2 separate regions of the Mus musculus genome follow, and region 2 is linked to region 1. Evidence: chromatin loops called from intact Hi-C (ENCODE). Cell type or tissue: gastrocnemius. All regions are shown on one strand. Each heading gives the region's core, and the rest is flanking DNA. Links, peaks and the distances in the headings are about the cores only. Region 1 holds the start of Gm41553 (a long non-coding RNA gene). Region 2 holds the start of Ergic1 (endoplasmic reticulum-golgi intermediate compartment (ERGIC) 1).

Evidence for each region. Peaks named below come from ENCODE experiments on the same cell type or tissue, not always from the same donor. Only the 100,000 strongest peaks of a DNase experiment are listed, where the experiment ranks them.
Region 2: it touches region 1 in a loop (3.0-fold over the local background); 7 of 42 quality-filtered maps call a loop at or near these places.

The regions. Positions count from the first base shown.
Region 1 is chr17:26,632,275-26,643,303 of GRCm38, reverse strand. Ergic1 (endoplasmic reticulum-golgi intermediate compartment (ERGIC) 1) reads right to left here. Exons shown (of 10, transcript NM_026170.3): 6 at 8,783-8,887; 7 at 7,258-7,318; 8 at 4,461-4,561; 9 at 1,600-1,722. Gm41553 (a long non-coding RNA gene) reads right to left here and starts at 1,593. Exons shown (of 2, transcript XR_876696.2): 1 at 844-1,593; 2 at 1-192. In gastrocnemius, for the core only: a CTCF peak has its summit at 4,398 (motif pointing right); a DNase peak (open chromatin) is centred at 4,428; H3K4me3 peaks cover 288 bases; H3K27ac peaks cover 2,126 bases.
Region 2 is chr17:26,556,178-26,567,206 of GRCm38, reverse strand. Ergic1 (endoplasmic reticulum-golgi intermediate compartment (ERGIC) 1) reads right to left here and starts at 5,695. Exons shown (of 10, transcript NM_026170.3): 1 at 5,575-5,695. The coding sequence starts at 5,594. 1700049J03Rik (a long non-coding RNA gene) reads left to right here and starts at 1,136. Exons shown (of 4, transcript XR_001782188.2): 1 at 1,136-5,117. In gastrocnemius, for the core only: no CTCF peak of the experiment used is centred there; DNase peaks (open chromatin) are centred at 3,554 and 5,730; H3K4me3 peaks cover 2,622 bases; H3K27ac peaks cover 3,234 bases.

The DNA of each region.
Region 1 (11,029 bases), core at 1,155-9,154:
GCCCCTCATGCAGTTGTGTGGCAGACATGCCCCTTCCAGCCCCAGTGCGGTACTGTTTGGACTCCCGTGCAGTCACAGGACGGTCGAAGACTGGAGGCGTATCTAAGCCCCAGGATAATGACACTCAGTGTATCCACCTGCTCTTTTTAGTGGCATTTGCCCCTTCCAGGACACTGACTGAGCCTCACAGGCCTGGGAGGTATCAAGAACAAAGATCATTATTCTTATGTCGCTGGTTAAAAGCAATGGCCTGGCCACAGACACCTCCCTGACCATACACCTCGCAGCGCCTGCTCATCCTCCTCCCAGAAACTGGCCTGGAGTTTCCTCTCCAGTAATGCTACCCCCTTCACAATCTCTGGTTCCAGAGAGGATACGAGACCTAGCCCAGACCAAGCAGAGAATTCCATTTTCTAAGCCAGAAGGACAGAAGGACCTCAGCTGGAACAAGGACAACATTGTCCTTTCTGGGGTTTGGCCTGGGATTACAGAGAAATAGGAAACGTCTATTGCTAAGTTCTGTCTGAGAAGGAAGCCAGGATAGAGAAAGACAAACAGACTGAAAGTCTGGGACAGATACATGACTAGATATAGCCATGTCTGCTGACGACCCAACAATCAAACCAGCTTCATAGATCCCATCTGTTCTAGAAGAGTCTGACTACCGCAGACTCTGCCATAGCAGGAAACGTACCAGCCAGGATTGAGACCCCCGATCTCAAACCAATATTAAAAGTATAAAGTTGGGCAAAGCGGCACTCCTAGCCATGTAGGAGGCTGCTATGCCTGGGCTACACAGTAAGACCCTGCTTCCCCTGCTCAAGGCCTCCCAGAAGTACATACATCTTTAGGCCCAGTGTCCAAATCTGACAGGTAGAGAGCCATCCTGGCTGTCACCTCTGCTGACTCTGGATCCCTGGAGCCTCCTGGGTGGAGCAGGCACCGTGACCCACCAGCTCTGGACCCAAGGGTGATGAGTTGGAAGCCAGGAAACTGTTCATGTGACAGAGAGTCCGTGTAAAAGAAAACCGACATCCTACTGTTGCTCAGAGTAGAAGACAAGGCAGAGAGAAGGAAAAGCAAAGGAAGAGAACGCAGCAGGAAGAAGGACCACACTGGACCCAGGACGGCAGGGCCGGAGAAGACACAGAGAAGAAGCTGAAAGGGCATGCCATCGCAGTGCAAACCTTTAATCCTGCTACTCAGGATCTCTGTTGAATCTGAGGCTAGCCTGATCTACAGAATGAGTTCTCGGACAGCCAGGACTGAAATAGTGAGACCCTGTCTCAAAAAACCAAGTGCTGAAAAAACGTTTTCCACAAAGAAGAAAAATCACCAGCGGCCTGAAGCCAGTGGAGATTTCCCTCAGGCATCAGTTGCACTAAGTGGCACCTCCCACAACACACCAGCTAGGGGGACGCCAGAGGTTCCAGCCTGCTTCTGGTAACACTTCTCAGGGGTCAGAGAATCAAAGCCACCTGCGCTCACCTGGGGCCCAGCAGGCTCCATCTGCTTCCAGCAAGCATAGGCGAGGGAGGGTTGCCTCGGCAAGGGGGCTGACAGCAGCTGCACGGCTGGCTCTGGGCCCTGGGTACTTACTGTGGTGATGAACCTGTACAGGGGTTGTCTTCTCTCTGTGTACTTGACTGTGATGGGGCTGAGGTCATAGCGGAACCAGATGGCAGGGATAATGCGTCCCGTGTGGCTGTAGGCAACGTACTCCTGCAGGAGAGAGGAGGAAGGAGTGTTACAAGCAGAACCAGCCTCAGGTGGGTGAGGGTGTGGGATGCAGAGGGTGTCCAGGCAGCCTCCTCTCAGCTGCTCTGGAAGCCCTGGACAGGCAGCATAGTGAAAGCACGCTGGGTCCCTTCAACTATGGGAAACAGACCACATAGCTTAGAAGTGGAGCCAGAACGGAGCACAGATCTGAGGGTGACGTGGAAGAGGAAAGTGGGCTTTGAACTCGGTCTGAGCATTTCCTCCTTGACTTGCCAGTCACACGGAATCTGCTCATTTATTCTGCTGGCTGCCTCCGCTGTCCTAAGGTTCTTGGGGTGATGAAGCCCCTCCCCTAGAGGAGTCACAGGCTGGTGGATGAAGACATCATCGCATCACTAGCTTCTAACAGTATCCGTGTAGGGAGGGTGGAGGAGGGTGCTCAGCAGGCCATAGGTGAGCCAGTTCTGCTCAGGGGGATGGGGAAGGCTCACTAAGGAAGGGGCATTCTAAACCATGAATAAGAAGATAGCCTGCCTGACAGGTGAACCAAGTGGGTGTGAACTTGTCCACCAAGTAGGGCCAGCACAGAGAACAGGGAAGGTACAGTGCCCAACCTGCCATGGCTCGTAAGGATGCACATAGCATTGGCCAAATGGCCACCAAGGAACAGGGATCTGAGCTGATGACCCACAGGACCTGGTTTGAGCACTTCAGGGTCCTGAAAGGCTTGGGCTCGCGTCTCTTGTTTACAACAAATGGAGATGGATGCCGGGGTCCCCAGGCCCAACCCCCATGTCCCCAGCACTGGTCTTGAGCAGCTGGAGTGATCCCATGGACACCACTGAGTGTTAACCCACTGGACAGCCACCTCCATTCACAGAACAGGCTGGGGGCAAAGCCACAGAGAACGCTGAGTGAGCTGGTCCAGCCACCAGGCCCTTGCCAAAGCTTTGATGGAGGAAGCCTGCAGCAGAGGAAACTCAGCTTTCCCAGGGTGATTGTCTGGGCCACAGCCCAGCGCTGAGGGGGTAAGAGACAGAATGAAATCTAGCAGCAGTAGTGTACCAATTACCCAGCCTTCCCAGTGAGCTGGGAGCTTTCTGAAAACATTGCTTCATTTGACAGCAATCTTGTGAAGTAACTGCCATGGACATATTACAAACAAGGACACATGACTGAGCTAGGATGGGGCAGTGTGGTCCAGGGCCCTGCTTCCTGCTGATGTGTGGCAGCACTGGGGGGAGGTTATAATGAGTACAATGGTTGAAATATGCTCCCCAGAAGTCATACGCATGCTGCAGTGCTGGGCTGAGCCCAGAGCCCTGTGCATGTGGGGCAGGGGGACCACGGCTATTCGCCATCTAAAGTTACAGGTCCTTTGTGTACATCAAGGGGCTGAACCCGGAAGTAAGCCTACATTGGTGGTGGCTGGAGGTGGTAATCTGGGAGGTGATTAGGTTAGATGAGGCCACGAGGTAAGTGTCAATGGTAGCATTAGCTCTCCTATAAGAAGAGGAAAGCACTTCTAAGCTTGTATGCTTGTGTCTCTCCATGCCCTGCCCTCCACTGGACAACACAGCAAGAAGGCTCACCACAGGCTGGGGTTGATCTCTTTGACTTCCTCTTTCCCAATCCATGAGATAAATTAACTTCTATTTTCTTTCTTTTTTTTTCTTTTTTCTTTTTGGGGGGGGGGTAGGGGGAAGGTTCAAGACAGGGTTTCTCTGTGTAGCCCTGGCTGGCCTGGAACTCACTCTGTAGACCAGGCTGGCCTTGAATTCAGAAATCCACCTGCCTCTGCCTCCCAAGTGCTAGGATTAAAGGCGTGCGCCACCACTGCCTGGCTGACTTCTATTCTTTACTTACTACTTAGGCTCTTAGAATTTTGTTATGCCACCAGAGAGTAGGACAGACACGGCCTGAAATAGTGAATGTAAGCAATAAGTCTCTCGGAGAGAGTTATGGATCAAAGGGAATCAGAGCATAGGGACCCATGACCAAGAGGCTGTCCAAGTGGGCAAGCCTGGACGATCCCTATTTGGACTGAGTGGGTGAGCAACCAGGGGGCTCTGGAGCCCAAGAGGAACCTGGGTCTAATTCCTACACTGTAACTACACAGCTTGGCGAGTTCCTCAACCATAATGATAGTTAATTGAGCTGAACACTCCATCATTTATACTAAGGGTCTGGGTGGCCCTGCAACAGCAGAAACAGGAGCCTCGTGGTAAACAGGGGAACCTACTCCAAGTGCCTATGTTCCATTGGCACAAGCCATGCTTTCTGGAGAGGCTCAAGCCACTAACCGCTGTGCCATCTCATTTCTTTGGCTTGGATGTCCCTTGGCTTCCCAGAAGACCTGTGTGTCTCTTGGACTGTTGGGGTCCTGAGACGTCCACAGCCACCTTGATAGGATTCCCTGCCTAATGCAAAGCATCGGCCATGTGCTGATCAACAGGAGCCTGAAGAAACCAGGACCAGACAATGTCAGAGCTGGGATGGTCTTCTGCCTACTTCAAACAGAATACATCTTATCTCCTTGTTAAGAGTGTCTCACCTGGACCTTGAGGCCACTACCACGGCAAGAACTGGTATTTCATCTTTACTCAGACTAGAGAATGAGCCTGGACACTCCCTGTCCACCCCACTGAAATTCCCTTCAGCAGAATGTGCGGGGCATCGCCTATGCCCTTGGCCAGCAGAGGGAGCAATTGCAATGCTCAGCCCGTTCACGGCCCACTCACCTTGTTGGCCACTGTGTACTGGTAGGAGTAGCGCTGCTTGCCGCTCTTGTCCTCATACACTGTGGGTACAATCTTCAAGATGTAGTCATGGGAGGCCAGGGCTGCAGGAATACAGCATAAGATGAGATGGGGTGGGCACTGCCTGGCAGGTGGCTCTGCCTGTAACCCCAAGTTCAAGTCCTCCTGGTACTGTAGGGTCCTCTCCCCTTTCTCTTCAGAATGTGGCTTGCTGGGATTGTTAGATCTGCACTACATAATATATAATACTCTGAGCCACACACTTACAAATGGGATAGCCATTAACGAGGGGTGCTGAGGGGGCATTTTCTCTGAGATTCAGGCCCAGGAGCAGCACGCTCCTGTGAAGTAGGGGCCAGGGAACACATCCTCTTTAATGCGTGGTCACCAAGAATTGTCTAGAGAGAAGCCCCAGGAAACAGAGCAGCTTCAGTTTCATCCTTAACTAGACTAGAGAGAGACTGGCAAAATTACATTCCCCACCATCCCTCACACACAGAGAAATTTTCCAGGGAGAAAGGTGGGACTCAAGAAAGACCCCATTTCATTGTAGGTATTGTCTGTCTGCTTTTAAGTTTTAAAATAATCTGGGCTCTGGGCTCCAGAAAGAACTAAGTAAGACTGATCAAACCCAGAGGGCTGGGGTCAAGCGCCTGCCTGGCATAAACCTGCCCTTGGCCTCAATCCCAACACTGCCAAAACAAACAACAGAATCTGGTCACTGTCTTCCCTCTTTCTCAATAAACTGCTGACCCTTCAGCCCTGTAATAGTTTAACACGACCTTTTCACCCAGCGCCCCTGTCTCCTCCCAGCCTGGATGGCAAAGTTGCTGAGTGCAAGGACAAAGTCTTACATTCCTGCCCCTAAACCCTGCACGGAGCCTGGGACAGGGCAGACAGTGGCAAGGCCTGCTGAATGAAGGAGTGGACAGGATGGCTGGACAAAGGATGAAGGGATCAATCAGCTACTGATAAACATGAGCTAACCAGAGCTGCCTCAGCCTTCCCGAGCAAAAAATGAGGCCCAATGTCCATCCCTCTTATTCCTTCTAGAACCTTGGGCTAGGAACCATGGAGCTAAAAGAACATGGGAGTTTAGTCTTCTGGGTTCTAATCCTGGTCTCTGCAGATCAGATTCAGATCTGTAAGAGTGGTGAGCATGGAGCAAGCATTCCAGCCTTGACTAGTTCTGGCCCTGCTGTCTCCTCAGAAAAGGGCAGCACTCCTGGGATGGAGGTGACCCCCCCCCCCAACACACACCCTCAGGAAAACTGGGGAAAGCCCTGGAGCCTTTAAGCTAAGCACAGGGGACCCAACACCTCTTGCTCATGCCCACAATGGCTCTCAGGGTCCAGAGTACTAGGGTCACATGGGGTTAAAGGCCGATTCTAGTCTTCATCCCTGGAAACTCCCATGAGATGGGCTCACATCTATACCTAAACCAGGAGGCCAAAGATCACCTTGAAGTACAAGTCTCAAATTCCCACTCTCCAAGGATAAAACCTGAAGAAAGGAAGGCCTTAGTGAAAATCATAACTCTACTATTTTGTTGTTGTTGTTGCTATTTGTACAAAACATTAGGTAGTCACAAAAGGAAAAAAAAAGAGCCACCCTTATGTCTACTGTGCACAGAGAATCAGTTCACATTTCCTCCCCAGTAGGAACACGCCAGACGGATGTCCTTAAGGAGTCACAGGGGTTCTGCCTCAGGCCCAGGTATCATGAACACTTCCAAGTTGACAGCACAGAATGGAGGCCTGCAGAGGCTGCTTGCTTCATTTACTCACCTTCCTGTCTCTAGAACTTGGTACTGTGCCTGATCAATATGCATTCAGTGTCTGACTGCCTAACAGCCCTGAGGCCATCATGGCCAACAGCTGCCCACATTCCAAGATGCAGGTCCCTACCACGCACAAGGGCTGACACAAATAAATGATGCTTCAAAGTGACCCAGTGGACATTATTTTTCTTAGCATATTGTGTGCATGCACGCACAACATGCACATATGGGCATGTGTAAGAATGGAGGTGTGTGTGTGTGTGTGTGTGTGTGTGTGTGTGTGTGTGTGTGTGTAATGGAGGTATGTGTGTGTGTGTAAGAATGGAGGTATGTGTGTGTGTGTAATGGAGGTATGTGTGTGTGTGTGTAAGAATGGAGGTATGTGTGTGTGTGTATAATGGAGGTGTGTGTGTGTGTGTGTGTGTGTGTAAGAATGGAGGGGTGTGTGTGTGTGTGTGTGTGTGTGTGTGTAATGGAGGTGTGTGTGTGTGTGTAAGAATGGAGGTGTGTGTGTGTGCAGTCTTTGGCAAGTAGAGATTCGGCACTAAGACTTTGGAAGGAGCCAATGGTTGATAGGAAGGGTTTGGGCAGGAGGGGAGGGACCAGCTGGTTTCCCCCACTGGCCACCTACAGAGCTGGTTCTCACAGAGTGGGTTCTGGTTCTGTAACTGCTCTGTGGGATCCAGGTGACTGCCTCCACTCAGGACAACGGCAAAACAGTGGTCAGTAGCAGGGACAGCAGATGCTGTTGGAGCTTGGCAATAGCTCGGGGGTACAATCAACCTTCCCTAGGGACAGGCTACCCTCTTCCCTTTCTAAAAGACAGGAATGAGTCTGTGTACTATACAGGGCAGCTGTGGGGGAAGGAATGGTGTGAGACTATGACCTTGGCTTGCAGCAAGCACCTGACTTCTGCCCCGCTGGCTTCCCTAGTCCCATGCCACCGGCTGGACGGGGACTTCTGCAGGGGAGGGGGTTGCTCCATGCTAAGATACTCACGGTTGGAGGTGAGTCTGTCTGCTCCCCCAAGAGCATTGAAAGCCCCGTGAACATTCTGGACCTGCAGAGAAGCACAGTGAGAGACAGTTCCTTGGGGGTTCCCACCTTCAAGCCTGGCCTTGCTTGTGGGGACTGACCAGGGGCCATTTGGTCATAAAGGGCAACCCAGCCATTGGACCGAGTTAGCAAGGGCTTCCGGGAGGAGGGATAATTGACATGGATGTGGAGGGAGGCCCAAAGTGGGCCAAATAAGCAGACCTTGCAAAGAACTGAGCCCAGAGACTGGGCCTGATAGAGGCCCATGGGACCTCAGGGAAGCGGGAGGGAGGGAGATCAGAGCAGTAGACGGGGTAGGTTCCTGCAGAGAAAACACTTTAGCAGGTGAGTGACCTGTCCCTCAGGCTGAACCCACTCGCGGGGGAGGGAAGGCTGTCCATTTGCTGCCTTGGACCGAAAGTGTGAAGATTTGGTTTCTGACTCCAAGGATGGAGATGTGATGGTATGCCCGCCCTGTAGGCTGGAAGAGTCAGACCAGCAGGACCCACCCTCAGCCTGACCAATATGTGCAAGACTTGGCACACAGCAGATGTTTGATAAATGTTTTTCAAGCGATCAGATGGGCATGGGTTGGCTCTGAGCTGGAATATCTGTGTACTCAGGTGGAGCAGAGCTGTTGTCCTTTGCTTCTGAGCTCTGGTCGGCCCTCTCCACTGCCTTAGCCTAGGTCCTCTCCCTCCTTACCCAGGTTACAGCCCCTCCCTCATGTCCATGCCAATAGCCTTGCTGTGTGGGTCCTTCTTCCTCGTGGCAGGTGTACACTTGGTGTACAGGGGCCACACTTGTCAGCATCCTCTTCATCAACCAAGCAAAGGTTTTCCCCATACAAACCCAATTCCCTGCTCCCCACCTCCTCAGTCATCACTTTGGGTGTTCAGCCAACTGAGAGCAGCCCTCATAGGTGTCTCAGACCTTTGATATTTCATGTCTACATGTGTCATTCTGGGGGTCACAGATACATGCTTATTAATTTTCCTGAATGTCAGCTTAAGAGTCTGTGAATATAAAAATGAAGGGTTGTGTGTAGTGTAGAAGGGCCTCCTGAGAGAGGGTAATGTGTCTGACGCGTCCTTGCCTGGGCCTTGTGTCAGTGCCCATCATGGGCCTGACCACGTTTGGATGCAAGAAGAGAGAGGCCCTCTCCACAGTCCCGTGCTGGTTCTATGCTCCTACTTCAGAGCCTCCAGAGCTCTAGCTTAGATAGATTTCAGTTCACTAAACACCCACCTACTCTGTGCTGCTCAGTAACAGCAACAGGAAACGGGCAGAAGCAGCTCTGAAGGGACTGAGCCAAACCCTGGAGTCCACCTCCCTCCCAGGCTGAGCATCTCAGTCCGTTGTGTGGCTGGTGGCACCACTGACACCATAGCCACCACAGGCACATCCTCAGAAGACAGGACAAAGAGGATCTCATGTGGATGACTCTTAGGGACCAGCTCACGGCCATGTCACCTTGTCCCCTGCTCACCTGTAGCGTATCCCCAAAGGAGAGTTTATGGATGGTATGTGTCATGTCCGGGTTCTGTGGCTGCGCTGTGGCACTGTGTGTGGACACATGGAAGTTGCCGGGAACCTGGAGGGAGAAAGGCAGGTTTCATATATCTGGGTGGCTGTCCAAGGGGGGCTGACTGCAAGGGCTGTGTGGTCTGCATGGTCTGGGGCACCAGAGTCATACATACACCGGCACCGGGACCCTGGCTCGTAGCATTTCTAACTGTATGAGTTTGAAGAAGAACAGTACACTCACAGGAGCTACTGAAAGAAGTATCCGGGACAACCTAGGGCAAGAGCGCATGTGAAGTGCGCATGTGGGCACCTGACACTGAGCCTGGACTTAAAATGACAGCAGTCTCTGCCCATATCTGCAGACTCCGGGTTGCTGGCTCAGCAGTGGGTGAGGGGTGCACTCTGAGTCAGGAGACCAAAGTGACTTCCAAGAACTCTAAACTAAGCTTACAGCTACCCAGTCAGCCTCATCACCACCGTCAGAAACTGATGACAGTGGCCTTGTAGGCCATTGTTATCCCTACGCAAGATTTCTGTGGAGGATCTCAAAGTGGCTTCTGCCCTGGCTCCCAGTCAGTGTCTGCTCACCCTTGCCTCTCCCTGCAGCCCCTTCCCCAGGGCCATGAGAGAAAGTGTACTAAACCCTATCTTTGATTGGGCCACACCTCAGCCCTAAGCCCTTCAAGGCTTCTGGGCACCAGTCTCTTCTTTGAAGGGAGTTTATTGCACAACGTGCTGGGGTTGTGGCCATGAGCAAGGTGGTGCCTAGGTGGGGGTGGTAATCCTTAGGTCACCGAGGGACACTGACCTCAGGAGGGGCCGATGTGATTCTCATGGGCCCTAGGTTGATTTTTAAAAGAGGAAGCCAGGCCTGGCCTCTCTCTGCTTCCTGTCCCACCACACCACCCTTCCTTTAGGACCCTCTCTGTCCCGTGTCCACTACTGTGATATTGTCCACTGAGAGATCCTCACCAGAGGCCAAGTGACAAGGACTCATCCTGGACTTTCAGCCTCTAGGTCTAAGTTCTTTCCGTCTTCATCATTGCCTCAGCATTTCAGAGTAACGGAAAAACCGAGTGACCCAGTAGTGCTCCTGTGATGTATTCTGGCCACTGGTCACACTCAGTCCACCTCCCTTGGCCTCATCAACAGCACCCTCAGCTCCACTCACCCCCAGCCTCCCGCGCTGGGAACAGCACCCTGCAGCCTCCCGCACTGGGAACAGTACCCTGCAGCCTCCCGCACTGGGAACAGCACCCTGCAGCCTCCCGCACTGGGAATAGTACCCTGCAGCCTCCCGCACTGGGAACAGCACCCTGCAGCCTCCCGCACTGGGAACAGCACCCTGCAGCCTCCCACACTGGGAACAGCACCCTGCAGCCTCCCGCGCTGGGAACAGCACCCTGCAGCCTCCCGCACTGGGAATAGTACCCTGCACAGCTCCGCCTTGAGGCCTTTGTGCCTGCCACTTCTTCCTAAAATGCCTGCCCACAAAGCTTTCCCCACCTTGCTGAGGGCTACACTCAGGCTGGGGAGGACCCTCAGCTCTATTTCAGGTACAAGGAAAGGCCTCAGAGCACAGGCAGCAGAAGCAAGCCCGAGAGGTAGGAAAGCCCTAAACAGAAGCTGGTCAAGGTGGAGGGAAGGCATGGGAAGAAAACGCAGGCAGGTGAGGCTGGGGAGCTAAAATCCCAACTGACACACTGAAAACCAGCTGGGGCGGGGGGTGGGGGGTGGTCACTGCTACAGCCTGGTGTGTGACCATCCCTCAGGGAATCAGTGCCACCAGTATCAGGCTGGCTTCAGCCGTAGCACACATCCCAGGGAGTCTGGGGCCACCCAGGAAGGTCTCTCAAGTGAGCACAGCATCAGTGTGGTCTAACTCAGGGACCCAGTAGAAGTGATTCTCCACATCTGGCACCTGGGCTCAAGCCCAGTTATCATTCTGTGCCTCAGTTTTCCCATCAGAGAATGGGGATGATGACCATAGAGGGTTTTGCAATGGCAAGAGGTACACAGGTACACGGGATGAGCATGCTTCAGTACTTGAGGAGAAAGGGCCTTGGGCGGGCCAGCAACAGGGTGTGAGGAAAAGCCACTGCTTTTAAAAACAATTTCACGCTTCCTTTCACAGTGTAAGTAGTACCTGGACTGATTTCCATTACAAAATCTGCACAGGGCTAGGGTGTAGCTCAGTGGGGATGAAGCT
Region 2 (11,029 bases), core at 1,320-9,319, 76 kb after region 1:
CTGGTTCCTTCCATGCAGCCCTTCATGGATGCTACAGTAGTATGGGCAATTTAGCAGGTCCTATCTCAAAATATTAGGGGTGACAGTATAACTCAGTGGGAGAATACCAGCTATGCCCTACACTTAATATCCAGCAGACACAGACACACACACACACAGAGAGAGAGAGAGAGAGAGAGAGAGAGAGAGAGAGAGAGAGAGAGATCTGAGCCTGGCTCTCTTTATTGGCCACTGTAGAAGTAGAAAACCAGACTGTTTAAGATCAAACAGGAGGGTCAGGTAGGGCCAGAACTCTTTTCTCCAGGGTTGCCCACCAGGGCTCCTCCAATGCCCTGCTCCCTGAGGGCTCCAACCCACCTGCTTGTGACTCTTCCAACTCAGAGCAATCCTTCTCACCTCTGGGTTGGCATCACTCACTGAAAAGCTTTAGCAGACCCACAGCTAGCTCTGTTCTGATTTCAAGCAATGCCCATGGGCAACCAGGTGCTGCCTCACTGATCTGGAGGTGCAAGGCAAGCCTCAGGCAGAATGCCTGCCTTCCTTACCAGAGTCAGGAATCCAAATGGCCAGAGAGGGACTGTTCCAGGCAAGTGCATGAACACGGCTATTATCCAGAGAACGAGAAGGACCCAGAAAATTAGAACAGACTGCCAGAGTTAGTTTAAGGCCAAGTAGAGCAATTCAGTCCAAAGCTGAGAGGAGCCAGTTTGAATCAGTCAGCTTAGACAGGAGTTTGGGCCAAAACAACTGAGCTGAATCAGCCAGCCAAGAGTTCAGAAAGAGCTAGAAAGGGTAAGTTTATTCCAGCAGTAAGCCTCCAAGACAACAATCACGTCTGATGAATAAAAGTTACATTTACGTTTGGGATGGGGACTTTAGCAAAAAATTAATTTTAGAAGATTATGGAATCAGGTGATAGAGAGAAGAAGAGAGGAAAAGGGGTAGAAAGGGAAGCATGGAGTGCCTGCAGACGGTTAAAAGATTCATGAGGAGCACGCTGGGGCAGGGTTAGCAAGGAGGAAGGAGATGCATTCTTAGAGGAGGTTTTGCCTCTCTCTGAATCTAGGGACCAGGAAAGAGAGCGCTTCTAGCCCATGGGGCAGAGCGGCTGCTCTACAAGGGAACAGCAGTGTTGTATCAGCTCCTGCAAATGCCCTCAGGCCTGCTCACTAAGGTGGGATGACTAAGAAGGGTCTTCAGGGCCTGCAGTGTGTGTGTGTGTGTGTGTGTGTGTGTGTGTGTGTGTGTGTGTGTGTGTGTGTGTGTGTACGAGTCACCCCTGTGAGACTCCCCCAGTGCAGCTCACTCTGTGTGTGTGTGTGTGTGTGTGTGTGTGTATGTGTGAACGAGTCACCCCTGTGAGACTCCCCCAGTGCAGCTCACTCTGTGTGTGTGTGTGTGTGTGTGTGTGTGTGTATGTGTGAACGAGTCACCCCTGTGAGACTCCCCCAGTGCAGCTCACTCTGTGTGTGTGTGTGTGTGTGTGTGTGTGTGTGTGTATGTGTGAACGAGTCACCCCTGTGAGACTCCCCCAGTGCAGCTCACTCAACAGGGCTCAGCACCTGGACAAGCTCAATAAACTCAACCTGGGTTTTACAGGTCATTCCGCCTCCAGTCTGAATTTTCAGTAATATTTTTATAAACATGCCGTGAAGTACGTGGACTAACCCATCGGTCTCTGGCTCTTCCTGGAATGCCAAGGTAGAAATGGGGGCATTTGTATTGGTCCCTCAATTGACAGTGAACTGTCAGAGCCTCAGTGGTTGGTCAGCTTAGCCTACCACAGAGAGTAAGGGACTTCAGCTTTCAGCAAGGCCCACTGGGGAAGGCATGTCAGACACTGAGGAAACCAGACTGGATTCTCAGATCAACATCACTCATTTGAAGACTGAAAGTAGGGTGCAGAAAAACCTCAAGCCAACTTCAAGAGGGTCATGCTGGGACCCAGGTGGGGTAGCTCAGTGGTAAAATACATGCCCATCATGTGCAAGGTCATGGGTTCCATTCCCAGCACTGCAAACAAGAAAGAGGGAAACACAAGAGACAGAGACAGACAGACAGAGAGAGAGAGAGAGAGAGAGAGACTTTTGCAAGGTCCACTCAAGTCCCCTGAGGGGAGAAGACCTTTGGAAAGCTACAGTAAGCAGTGGAGGAGACCAAACCAAGTCATGATGGGGCCAGCACCACAATCAAATGACCTGCGCTGTCACTCGGGGTCACCCATACTGAAACTCTATCCTTTCTCAACAGAACTGAACTTGCATTGTGCACTGGGTCCCCCAGATCAGCATCTGAACCTGGGCTCTGCGCTGCAAGGACAGCTTTCTTGCCCGACAGGCAGCACACATCCCCCTCCCTCCTTGAAGTGAGCACACAGCTAGCCAGGGGAGGAGCACACCACTCTTAGATCATGGGGTCTCAACACGGGGACTGCCACTGTGGCAGAGCTAGCCATTGCCTCTCTCCTGAAAGTGGGGCTCAGGCTCTGGGGACGGAGGCTGTCAAAGCCTCTGGAGTAACAGGCAGCAAGTGCCACCAGTCAGCCGGAACTGGGAACAACACCCCCGGACCTAGGTAACAAAAGCCAGTTCTGTGAGTTCAATGATCAGTATCAGTAAAACCGCTCAACGGGAACAAAGCAAACACGGTAATCATTTAAGGCTCAACCTCCGCCCTTAACCCCTAAAACTCAGAAAGGGCCAATTCAAGGATGAGGAGAGAGGGCCTTGGGATGCAGCTCTGTGGGAATTTGCTTAGCATGCACGAGTCCTGGGTTCTCCTCCAAGCACCAAAAACAGGAAAGAGGGATGCAGAATTCTCCACCAGCAGCTGGCACATGCAATCACACTGGACAAACTGGAGAGGTGTGTTTTGCCCAAGGGGGGACCTCTAGTCAAGTACCATTCCACCTGCAGACGCAACCACATACAAACTGGATATAAATCCTGGCCCTTAGGAGGTCAGATACTGATGAAAGGGAAGAGAAGATGGCAGAATTCGCTAATTACAGAGCAGGTGCCTCGGTCAAAGGGTACAATAATGGCGGCAGGCAGAGGACAGTGCTTGCTGGTCCCACATGCCACCTGGTCTCATGTGAGGATGTCGATCATACCCATTTCCTAGGCAGGAAAACACACCCAAGTTAGGAAGCTGGGTTCCCCTTGGTCTTGAACTGGTGGGAAATGGGGATGTTCTAATCACTGTACGCCCCCTGTGCTCCCCACTATTAAAAGGTTTGACAAAGTGGTGGCTTTTCAAGATTCCCCTTGTGCCCCAGAGCTAAGGCTTCAATGCCAATAGGCCAAACTCCGACTCCAGCTTTATCTATATCCATGCAAAGTGCTTTTGCCAGAGGGGTCACCCTCACCAGGGTTTAAAAGGAAGACTCATTCACTCTCTTCAGTGACAAAGGGATGGATGTCAAGTTTGCTTATATAGTGGCTACTCCTAGAACCCAGTCATGTGACACGTTCCCCCTCCCCCCCACACATGCAACACTCCTCTGGCAATTCCACAGGGTTGTGCCATATGCCACCCATCCCCTAATGATAGTCCAAGTGGCAGGTGGCTAAACACTGGGTACAACCCTCAGCAAGCCGATGAGTGGCCCTGTATGTGGTAAAGGTCTGTAGAACGGCGGAGCCTTCCTTCACAGTGAGTCCTAGAGCTCTGCTATGTCAACGTCTGAAAGAGAAGAAAGACATGGGCTGGACCCACAGCTCACCCTGCGTGAGGAGATCGAACGGTGGGGAATCCATTCTTACTGGTCTCCAGTGAGCCCCAGCAAGCAAGGACTTTCTCAACTGGCATTAGTGGGAACCCTGTGGCACCCGGGCACTCAGGGCCTGAGACACATCCAGAAAGCCCCAAGGCAGTAGCAGCCGAAAGTTGAGCGGTGTGCTCCTTAAATATCAATGCCTTAAACTAGTCAGTAATAAGCAGGCCCTGACAAGGCTAAAGCTGGCCCCAGCTGTTTTCCTTTTTTTTTTTTTTTCATCTCACCTGCCCCCAGCCCCCAAACTTCCAACTGGAGCCCAGATCTGCCCAGCCCTTCCAGCATGCAGGCGGGGCATGCAGGCGGGGCAGAGAACTGACAAGATGAAGTAACCAGAACAGTTACTTCTTTAACAAACTCAAAATCCCTAGGACTTGCAGAACCGTGTGGGGACAGGAGGGTTGGGACCCTTTCCGGTCAGCCCTGGGAGGTTTGAGGGGGGGGCCTGGATGTGCCCACTGCCCTTCTTTCTGCATGGGCACACTGTGGTAATGGGTGTCCCTAAAACTGGCTCAAAGCCCTCTCGGTTCAAAGCTACCATGGTCTGTATGCTTTTGTCTAAGCCCAGGTATGGACCCCGGGGCTACCTCAAGCAAGCAGGAAGCTGGTTTGCCAGATAGTACCAGTGCCCAGAGTGAGCTAAAAACCACTTTGGCTGGTTAAGAGGTCTGAAACCAATGTCCTCTCTGGGCCCTGACCCCAGGTTGCCCATATGCCACCACATGATCCGAATCTTGGGCCGTTTTTAGATTGGTTGTCACTCTGTTCTGCCTCTATACACATCAGTAAGAGGGGGAGGATGAGGGGAAACTGTGACCAATGGAGGAATACCCGTTCTCTGGCTGTGGGGAGCGCTCACAGATCTCCTCAGTCACAGATGCCCTACTTCTGAGTTCCATGTGATGGAGACTGGGTCAGGGGTGCCTTACAATCCCTGTCTTTCAGGTGGTGACCTTATTTTTAGTACCAATTTGCAAGAGGTGAAACCAATATTTTGAGCATGCCCAGACACCTGCTGGGGTTAGCCAGCTGAGCGGTGAGGGGCTGCACCCTAAGCCTTTGCTTCTAACATTGAGAATCTACTAAGCAGCTGGGTAGAGAGGTACAGCCAGGCTTCTAATCCTTTTGCTCCAAAGTATCCCAACAGCCCAGAGCATCTCAGAGCGTCTTATGTCAAGGGAATGTCTGGTGGGGAGGCCCTTCCCATGCAGGCTTCCAGAAGGCCTGGCCCTATACAATGGTGTTCCAGGAGGCAAAGAACCTTCTGCAGAACCTCGAGATCCCAGCATCCTCCTCTTCCCGCACTGTCCCCATGGCTTGCGGGAACAGGCCTCCACATCTGGTAGGTAGAGGATTCTCAGGCTCTGAAGAACTAAGCTTCTCCAACTGCTGCCAGATTGAATGGGGCTGCAGCCCTCAGATCCCACCGGGCAAAGCCAGGCGCGCGGCCCCACCTGTCAGCCAGGACAGGGTCCACTAGGGAAGACTGGGGAGAAAGCCTGAGGATGCCTGAGCTCCTTTTATTTGGGATTTGGGAGGAGATTTGGTTCCCAGGTTGGGGGAGGGGAATGAAAGATGTCAGGGGCAAGCTGGGGACACCGCGCCGTGGAAAACAGAGTGCGAGGGCTTGCCAGGGCTGCACGAGGGGTGGGGGTAGGGCTCGAACCCCGAGGAAGGCCGCGGTCCCCTAGGGCCTGCCGAGGCGTGCACAGTGCACCAGGGTCGCATTTGCACGTAACGGGGGGTGGGGGGTGGTCGTCGCCGGCTGCAGAGGGCCTCGGGCCCGGGGCCTCACTCACCTCCTGAAGTCAAAGGGCATCGTGCCGCCGAGCCGGTGGGAGCGTTGCAGGCCAGGCGGGCCGCAGCGCCGCGTGGGTCCGAGCCCGCTGCCAACGCCTCCTCGGCCGCCCCGCCCCCGCCAGCCTGCCCGACACTCGCCACTCGCCTCCCGCCGCCGGGAAGTGACGCTCCACGCAGCCCATTGGGCGCCGCCACATCCACCGGCCGCCCCTTCCGCCGCCCCATTAAAGGGGCCCGAGGGCCCGCTGAATGGGAAGGCCCGAGAGTGGGATGCTACCCAAGCCCAGGTCTCCAAGACTCCCGCTTTGGTTCTTTTTGGCCTCTGATCTTTTTTCCTAGCGTAAGTGGGGCCTCAGGACAAATCGCTCTGCCTCAGGCAGTGGGTTTTGTGCTTGTAAAACAAAGCCATTGCGTTGTGAAGATCAGAGAAAAATGCTACAAATTGCGGGTCCATGCTTGGTGCTAGTTCTGGGTGAAGGTTAAAACTGGGGGATGGGCAACGCAGTCCTAGATTGAGAAAGTCCACCCACCTCCCACCCATCCCTTGCTTCTTAGGAAAAGCCATCTGGCTCCCGAGATCCACCACCACCCCTTTCTCTATCTGTATAACTGTTAATCCCACTTTTCAACTTTTCATAGGTATCAAAGGAGGTAGTTGGGGCCCTGCTTTAGTGAACAGCCTGGCATCTAGTGACAGCTTCTCCACCTGTTAGAGTTGGGCTTAGCTAGCCACTTCTATCATCTTTCTTCGGGATTGATGCCAACCAGTACTCGTTGAGCATCTACCAACCTGAAGTCAGGAACTTGCAGGGTTATCCAGAGGCTCTGAGTTTGCACGGTTAGAAATGGTAACATACCGCTGATTGCCCCTAGGAGCCTCCATTCTCAGAAACACAGAAGTACAGAGGAAAACCTCCCTCAACTTGCTGGGCTAGAGGAGGAGGCAGCTGAACTCTAAACTTTTTGTGATTGGCTGGTCTTAGTTGTCAATCTGACATACCTGGAAGAGATTGAAGAAATGGCTCCACTACATTAGCCTAAGGGCTTGTATGTGTGTAAAGTTTTCTTAGTTCCTAAGTAATGATGTAGGAAGGCCCAGCCCTCTATGGGTAGCAACATTCCTAGGATGGGATCCTGGGATCAGAAAGCTACTGCATATGAGCAGTGGAGCCCATTAGCAGCCTTCCATCCTCCACAGGTCTCTGCTTCAGTTTCTGCTTCATGGTTCTTTTTTTTTTTTTTTTTTTTTTTTTTTTTTTTTTTTTTTTTTTTTTGTTTGGTTTTTTTGAGACAGGGTTTCTCTGTATAGCTCTGGTTGTCCTGGAACTCACTTTGTAGACCAGGCTGGCCTCGAACTCAGAAATCCACCTCCCTCTGCTGGGATTAAAGGCGTGCGCCACCACGCCCGGCCCTGCTTCATGGTTCTTACCTTGAGTACCTACTTACCCAGACTTCACTCCCTGAAGGGCGTGTGGATGTATGAGCCAGATAAACCCTTTGCTCCCAGAGCTGCTTTGGTGGGAGTTTATCACAGCAGAGAAAAAGCAAACTAGGACACCCATGTAGGGGAAATCTGACTTCTGAACTTCCCTGGGTTCTGCTGCTGATGCCTTCTTCAAAGCTGCGATTTAAGACAACAACTTAAGGAGAAAAGTGGGGATCCAAGTTCAAAAGGCAGGATGGGCAGGGAGGCAGTGTCCTGACATAAAAAGCTCCTTGGTTTCCTGAAGGATAAGCGGGCAGCAAGATTCAGGGTCTGCAGTGATGGGCGATTCCACCAGGTTCTTCTCTTTCTGACAACCGGAATCCCCCTTCCATTCATTCATCCATTCATTCATTATTCATTCATTCATTCGTCATTCATTCATTCATTCATTCAACAAACACCCGCACCCCATGCTCTTATGTATGGGAAATGAGAAAGTTTTAGCCAGTCCTGGAGCCTGGGAGCAGCAGAAAGAAAAAGCATCCTGGGACCTTCTGGAACCACTGGGTACAGATAAACCCAAAACAGAAGTTGTATGGTGTGGGCAATTGATCTCATGTCTTCCCTTTTTAGAACATGATCCAGAGACTAGCTCTTGGACATCTTGGGGACTATTCTCATCTTTAGCCCAGATTCTCCTAAAGAATCTCAGATGTGCCCTTGAGCATGATCAAGGATAACAATGCCCAGCAGAGTAAATGACGATAAGACTGCCTGAGCTGGGCAGTGGTGGCGCATGCCTTTAATCCCAGCACTCCAGAGGCAGAGGCAGGCGAATTTCTGAGTTCGAGGCCAACCTGGTCTACAAAGTGAGTTCCAGAACAGCCAAGGCTATACAGAGAAACCCTGTCTTGAAAAAACAAAAAACAAAAACAAAAAGACTGACTGGTGTTGGTATCTTTTACACAGAGAGAAAAAGCTCCCAGTTTTTGGCTGGATACATAGAAACTTGCATTTCACAGCTTCCCTTGCAGCTAGGCATGTCTATGTGATCAAGTTATTGAAATGCAGGGAGAAGGTGGCTTTAGGAAGAGTTGATGTATGCTCTTTGCCCTGTGTGTCGCTTTATGCAGCTGGCTGCCTAGAATGTGGATGCCACTATCTCAAACCACCAAATGGAAACCACATGGAACAAAGCAACAAGACAGAAAGAGCCCAGGTCTTATCACTCTGCCGTTCTATGTGTTTATATAAGACTGAAATAAGCATCCATCTTATTGGAACTACTGTTGTTTTGGATTGCTGAACGCTTACACTGGAACTCAGTGGTAACACTCACGTCCAGCCCAATCACCTGACTGCTCAAATAGTGCACAGAGAATTTGCCAGTCCACTATTACCTAATGTCCTACAATTTTCCTTGGGAGAACTTAACACAACTCAGGACTGGATTAACTGGCTAGTGACTGCACCCCCAATTTGAGTGGAGGTTTCCATAGCCACCCAGAGAGTTCTATGCCCCAGTATAGGGGAATGCCAGGGCCATTGGGGACCCTCTAGTCCAATGGATGACTGTGAGCACCCACTTCTGTATTAGCCAGGTACTGGCATAGCCTCTCAGGAAACAGCTATATCAGGCTCCTGTCCACATGTATAGGAGGCACATTTCTCTCTTTCCTTTCTTTCTTTCTTTCTTTCTTTCTTTCTTTCTTTCTTTTTGGTTTGGTTTTTTTTTTTTTCTTTTTGGTTTTTTTTTTTCAGACTCAGAAATCTGCCTGCCTCTGCCTCTGCCTCTGCCTCTGCCTCTGCCTCTGCCTCTGCCTCTGCCTCTGCCTCCTCTGCCTCTGTCTCTGCCTCCTCTGCCTCTGCCTCTGCCTCTGCCTCCTCTGCCTCTGCCTCTGCCCCTGCCCCTGCCCCTGCCCCTGCCCCTGCCCCTGCCCCTGCCCCTGCCCCTGCCCCTGCCTCTGCCGCCCAAGTACTGGGATTAAAGGCATGTGCCACCACTCCCCGGCTAGGAGGCACATTTCTACAGCAGCATGGTCACATGGTCTTCTCATAGGTCGGGGAGGATGGGAGTGGACTGACCTGCATGTACCTGCAGGGACTTTTGAGGTCTGGAAGCAAAGCGAGCTGCCCATCTCCTGTTAACCAACCTAGGAGACTGTGGGAGATGGAACAGAGGAAATCAGACATGTGGCACAAGATGTGGGACTACTCTAGACCTCTTTGAACATGGCAGCAGCTAGTAACAGTTGAGTTTGGGAACTACTGATATTATGGTACTTGTGGTGGTCAGTCTCCAGTGGTCTTCATCTGCCAGTAGCCCCAGTCTCTGAATAGTCACCTCCCATAGTGAATAGGTCTAGCCTGTGTAAGTCAACAGGATATTGTCAGTGTGACTCCTGAGGCTTAGTTTATTAGATATTTTCTTCATTTACACTTTAAATGCTATCCCATTTCCCGGTTCCCCCTCTGAAAACCCCCCCATCCCCTCCCCACCCTGCTCACTAACCCACCCACTCCCACTTCCTGGCCCTGGCGTTCCCCTATACTGGGGCATAGAACCTTCACAGGACCAAGGGCCTCTCCTCCCATTGATGACCAACTAGGCCATCCTTTGCTACATATGCAGCTAGAGCCACGAGTCCCACCATGTGTTTTCTTTGGTTGGTGGTTTAGTCCCAGGGAGCTTTGGGGGTACTGGTTAGTTCATAATGTTGTTCCTCCTATAGGGCTGCAAACTCCTTCAGCTCCTTGGGTACTTCCTCTAGCTCCTTCATTGGGGACCCTCTAGTCCAATGGATGATTGTGAGCATCTACTTCTGTATTAGCCAGGTACTGGCATAGCCTCTCAGGAAACAGCTATATCAGGCTCCTGTCAGCAAGCTCTTGTTGGCATCTGCAATAGTGTCTGGGTTTGGTGGTTGTTTATGGGATGGATCCCCGGGTGGTGCAGTTTCTGGATGGTCATTCCTTCAGTCTCTGCTCCACACTTTGTCTCTGTAACTCCTTCCATGGGCATTTTGTACCCCCTTCTAAGAAGGATCAAAGTATCCACACTTTGATCTTCCTTCTTCTTGAGTTTCATGTGTTTTGCGAATTGTATCTTGGGTATTCCGAGCTTCTGGGCTCACAGGCCTCTTTTTCTGGGGAAATCCCAGTACCATGCCTTAAGGATGCTTTCTCTCAGAGGGCTCCTGCCACAGCCAGGTGAGGAGCCCTCCAGGAAGTCTACTGACCCAGGTCACAGCCCAGAGTGCAGCCTGGCCCACACTTTAGCTCCAGTTCTAAGGGGACCCTGAGCCAGAATTCCCCAGCTAAATTGCTCCTAAATCTTGACCCCTAGAAACTATATCATAACAAGCATTTAAGCCACTGAATTGTGGGAAATCGGTTATACTGCAGTTAAGGGACATACACTGGCATTCTCTTTCCTCCCTCACCCCAGCCAGCCTGGACAAGCCACTTTTAGAGTCAGAGAAGTCTCTAGCTGGGTGACCTGGACGAGTTGTTGAAATGGCTATCTCCAGGCCTGAGCTAAAGTGTATTAAGTCCTTATACCTGTGGCAGATTGCCTGAGGCTGCACTACTGATTGTGACCTCAGGTCCTGGGGTCCTGGGCCATCCCCTCCCCCAGCGCATGGGCTAGATTTACTAGCTTGTGCCAAATGAATAGAACATCACATATTGATGTCGGTTCTGAGATGATGTTACAGAAGATAGCAGCTTCTGTCTCAGACAGAAACTCACTACCTCTTGGGTCAGTTACTTGGAGAAGGGAGCTGCCTGGCTGTGAGGCTGCCCTCCAGGGATGCCATGTGATAACTTGCAACTGAATCAACAGCATCCATGGGCATGTGATCAGTCAGGGACAGGTCGGCTCCAGCTGCATTTTGGGACATTGCAACCCGACAGGATAGCTTGACTGGGCTTTTGAGATGTGTTGACCAGAGGCAACCCAGTTGATTCTTACAGGATAGCAATTTTCTAAGCCCCTAAATGTGCCTGATCCATGACCCAACAGCAGG